2 separate regions of the Homo sapiens genome follow, and region 1 is linked to region 2. Evidence: read pairs that join two places in POLR2A ChIA-PET (ENCODE). Cell type or tissue: PC-9. All regions are shown on one strand.

Region 1 (2,500 bases), 690 kb before region 2:
CCACAGAGGTGGAGTCTATAGAGGCAGTAAGCTGTGCTGAGCTGTGGTGGGCTCCACCCAGTTCAAGCTTCCTGGCCTCTTTGTTTACCTATTCAAGCCTCAGCAATGGTGGACGCCCCTCCCCCATCCAGGCTGCCACCTCGAAGTTTGATCTCAGACTGCTGCAATAGCAGTGAGCAAGGCTCCATGGGCGTGGGACCTGCCAAGCCAGGCATAAGGGAGAATCTCCTTGTCTGCCAGTTGCTAAGACCTTGGGAAAAGTGCATTATTCAGGCAGGAGTGTCCCGTTTTTCCAGGTACAGCCTGTCCTGGCTTCCCTTGGCTAGGAAAGGGAAATCCCCCAACCCCTTGCACTTCCTGGGTGAGACGACACCCCACCCTGCTTCGGCTCATGCTCCATGGGCTGTACACACTGTCCAAACTGGTTGGACCCATCTTCTGCATCAATCACGCTGGGAGCTGCAGACTGGAGCTGTTCCTATTCGGCCATCTTGGAATGGATCCCTTCCCTCTACTATATTAATCATTAAATTTTCTTCTTCACATTTTAACACTTCCATGGAATTTTTTTTTAATTTTCATAGAGTACTCTTCCCCTTGTCTGACTTCTCTCAAGAATACTAAGGTGAAGTCTATATTTATAAGAATTATGCCCAGTATTTCTACCATACTATTTTTTTCTAAATACAGTATTTTTTTTATTTTGTGCTATATCAATGGATTAATTACGACTTAAGTCACTATCTCTAAGTCCCAGATGAGTTATTCATTAATTTCCTTAAATACCCAACGAAACTCTTTGACATCTCTCTGATCTAGACTCTCCCTTAATGACTCTGTTCTCCACTTCTTACTTACTTTCCGTTTTTCTTATGTCACTTCTATAATTAGAAAGAACACTGGGGCTACAAAATGTGGTCTTTAAACACCCAAAGGGCAAAAGCAAACATTCCATGAGAGTCAAAGAGAAACTGAAGCACCAAAAAAAGAACGATGACTTAGCCAAATTAACTCCCCCAGGAAATTATTTAAACTATTATGAAAGTGTTTTATAGTATGATAAGAGTAAAAAGCAAAAATGAAAAGACAGATATTCTGCTGCAAATTTTCTCTTGTAGTTAGGTAGATACATAAATATAGACAACTAGATGATAATTATCATATCAAGAAATGCTATTATACCCAAGCACATGGAGAAATTCCTGCCAATTTGGAATGTGAAACAAATTTAGTACAATAGAGCAATGTGCATATTGTCCTGCTGGAAAACTATTTGTTTAAACTAGGAAGTGGTAAATGACATCACATACACAAGGTTGATGGGTAAAATCACTTGCTGTGGAACCATGAAGATGGTAAATCCAGCACCACCCAAAAGGTGGATGCAAGGACTGCTCCTTGCACAGAAATCCTCCATCCACTAAGAAATGCCTTGCTTTTCATTTTTTCTCTCAAAGGAAACTTTCTCTTTTCTTTAATATCTCCATTTAGGCCAAAATATAAAATGTATCTACTTTCTTGCTTTTTTCAGCTATTCCTCGCTCATTAAGTTTCCTACTAAACATGTTATTGATTTTTAAAGTTCTAATAATTATATGAGTACTTTAGCTACTAAAATAGCCACCATTTTTTGAACTCCCACTATGTACCAGGCAATAGTAAGCATTTTCTATAAATAGCATTTTTTTATTCACAGAACAACTATATGAAGCAGAAATTATCCTGATTTTTACAGGAGAAGAAACTGAGCCTTAGGTGAAGGAACTTTGTCAAGGTCTCCCAGTTATTAAGGGGCAGAGGAAGACTTGAAACTCAGGTCTGATTTTCAACACATATATATTTTCCACATTATTCTGCCTTGTCTAGAAAAGTGATATTTTTGGCTGGGCGCAGTGGCTCACGCCTGTAATCCCAGCACTTTGGGAGGCTGAGGTGGGCAGATCACCTGAGGTCAGGAGTTTGAGGCCAGCCTGGCCAACATGGTGAAACCCTGTTTCTACTAAAAATACAAAAAAATTAGCCAGGCATGGTGGCACGCACCTGTAATCCCAGCTACTCTGGAGGCTGAGGCAGGAGAATTGCTTGAACCCAGGAAGCAGAGGTTGCAGTGAGCCAAGACTGCACCACGGCACTCCAGCTTGGGCAACAAGAGCGAAACTCCATCTTGAAGAGAAGAGAAGAGAAAAAAAAAGAAAAGAAAAGAGATATTTTGACAGCACACAAGCTAGGTACTCCTTCATTCAATGACATGAAAAAGCAGGCTTAATTCATTTTGTTGTCATTGAACCAATTCAAAACAATTACATACAATTTAAATTTGTAAGGAAAACATAAATTTATAAAATGAATGCTTTATGCCTTTGGAATGCATATGATATTGATAATGATCCATTGCTATCTGAGTTTTAAATTTTGCCATTTTTCTGCCTGAATCATTTGGAGATCAGGTAGAAGTTCAAGCCAAATTTTATTGAAAAATAGGCAAAAATTTCATCTATAT
Region 2 (2,500 bases):
ACTGCAACCTCTGTCTCCCAGGTTCAAGCAATTCTCCTGCCTTAGCCTCCTGGGTAGCTGGGATTACAGGCATGCACCACCACACCCGGCTAATTTTTGTATTTTTAGTACAGACAGGGTTGCGCCATGTTGGCCAGGTTGGTCTTGAACTCCTAACTTTGCGATCCACCCGCCTCGGCCTCCCAAAGTGCTGGAATTACAGGCGTGAGCCACTGCGCCCAGCCTCCCTTTTTGTTTAATGTAGGCAGACTTGGTTTCTGTACTTGCATACTAGGCCATTACTGATATACTAGGTATTATCCCCATTGTACAGATTAAAAAATAAAGCCCAGGGTCAGTGTGGTCAGTGACTCTCCTGGGGTCATACAAGCTACTAGGTAGCAGGATAAATAAGGATTAGAACCAGGCCGGGCATGGTGGCTCATGCCTGTAATCCCAGCACTTTGGGAGGAGGAGGCAGGAGGATAGCTTGAGCACAGGAGTTTGAGACCACCCTGGCAAAAATGGAAAAACCGTGTTTCTATTAAAAATACAAAAATTAGCTGGGCATGGTGGTGCGTGCCTGTAATTCCAGCTACTTGGGAGGCTAAGATGAGAGGATCACCTGAGTGTGGGAGGCGGAGGTTGCAGTGAGCCAAGATTGCACCACTGCACTCCAGCCTGGGAGACAGAGTAAGACCTTGTTTCAAAACAAAAAACAAACAAACAAAAAAAAAACACAGATTAGAAGCAGTCAGTCTTACTCCATGCAAAGGGAGAGGCAACATCACAACTGACACTGATAACCCTGGCCTCACTCCAGTGCTGTGACTTTGTCCCCATCCTTTTGCACCCAGGGGACAACATGGGCATGCTGGCATGAGGAGAAATGCACAGATCCCTTTCACAGCTGTCCGCTTCTCCCAACAAGGCCAACCAGGGAGCTTGAGATTGTGCCATCTCAAAATCTCTCCCCTCCAACCAGCTGAATCCTCCAGGCAACCCACTCACTTAACCATTTCTCTCTTCTAAGGGAGCAGAAACAAGAACCCAGCCCAGCGCGTGGGCTTCTGTGCCTTTTTCTGTGGCTTAGCTGAGCATTACTCTTAAATCCTTATTCTGATCTTTGTTTCATGTTTACAGAAGTGGATTCTTTTTATTCCTTTCCCCTGACAGGAATAATCCCTTTGGAATTTAAGCTTTTAAAGAGTAGCTCCTTGTGTTATTTGAAAGGCAGCCTAGGGGCTGCCCCTTTGCACACAGATCTCCTCCTTGCAGGAGGAGGTGTGGCTGGCCCAGGGCGGTGTGGGGACACAGACCTGAAGAACGTGAAGTGCATGACAAGCTCAGGCAGTCCTGGGGAAGGGAGTTCTCAGCTCCTATCTGGCCTCTCCCTCCCCCAGCTTTCCCCCATTCCTAGACCAGTCTGCACCAAGGGCAACCCTGAAACAGGAGAGGGAGGTAATGGGGGGAGGCTGTCAGCAGGAGGGGAGGAGTGGGCAGAAGATAACACTGACTTGTCACCTGCAGCCAGGGAGAGGGAGGGTGATGCCACAGTCGGCCCACCCTGGGACAGAATCTCACCTTTCTTTTTTTTGTTGTTGTTGAGATGGAGTCCAGCTCTGTAGCCCAGGCTGGAGTACAGTGGTGCAATCTCAGCTCACTGCAACCTCCACCTCCTGGGTTCAAGCGATTCGCCTGCCTCAGCCTCCCAAGTAGCTGGGATTACAGGCATGCACCACCACGCCCAGCCTTTTTTTTGTATTTGTAATAGAGATGGGGTTTCACCATGTTGGCCAGGCTAGTCTCAAACTCCTGACCTCAAATGATTCGCCTGCCTCAGCCTCCCAAAGTGCTGGGATTACAGGCATGAGCCGCCGCACCCAGCCAACCTCTCACTTTTCAAGGTCCCCTGGCTATTGAAACATGAAGACACCCTAGAGGAGGATTACAGACTCTAGGGGGCAAGTGAAATGCTGTCTGGATCCCTATCCACGAAGGAACTGGCACCCAGCTGCTGGGAGGAGGCCTGTGGTGGCCAGCCTCAGCCAACAGCCTTTTCAGAGATTGCCTCTACCGCAGAGAGCCACTTCAACCAGGTGACAAGGACAGCAAGAGAAAAAAAGCCTGGTCCTATCAGCTCAGCTGAGGACAACCCTGAAAGGCCATTTAAAACTCCCTGTGAGCGCAGCGCAGGCTGCCACTGGGCCACATCCCAGCCTACTTCTCACCCTGCCCACTCCTGCTTCCTTTTGTCCCCCTCCATGGCTGGTGATCCAAGGGTGGTCCCTAACTAGTATCTTGTCTGCTAACTCCATTGGCTTCCATAACATTCCTAACACATAAACATGCAATGCAATAGTCTGTACTTTTACATGATAATTGTGATTTTTTTAATGCTGATTCACGGTGTGTGACATCAATGAATTTTTTTCAATACTTGGTGCATATCTCTGTGTGTAGCCTTTAGTGACACAAAGTTATATGGGTTAGTTACTATTATCCACTTTTTTTTTTTTTA

What was found. Peaks named below come from ENCODE experiments on the same cell type or tissue, not always from the same donor. Only the 100,000 strongest peaks of a DNase experiment are listed, where the experiment ranks them.
Region 1: POLR2A ChIA-PET joins it to region 2 with 6 read pairs; 1 of 35 experiments calls an interaction of 5 or more read pairs at or near these places.

Annotation. Positions count from the first base shown.
Region 1 is chr3:23,036,030-23,038,529 of GRCh38, forward strand. No RefSeq gene overlaps it. Among named protein-coding and RNA genes, the nearest start is that of UBE2E2-DT, 170 kb to the right of the region's middle. RefSeq lists an enhancer at 1-122. In PC-9, no CTCF peak of the experiment used is centred here; no DNase peak of the experiment used is centred here; H3K4me3 peaks cover 434 bases.
Region 2 is chr3:23,727,664-23,730,163 of GRCh38, forward strand. No RefSeq gene overlaps it. Among named protein-coding and RNA genes, the nearest start is that of UBE2E1, 77 kb to the right of the region's middle. In PC-9, no CTCF peak of the experiment used is centred here; DNase peaks (open chromatin) are centred at 1,248 and 1,898; H3K27ac peaks cover 2,163 bases.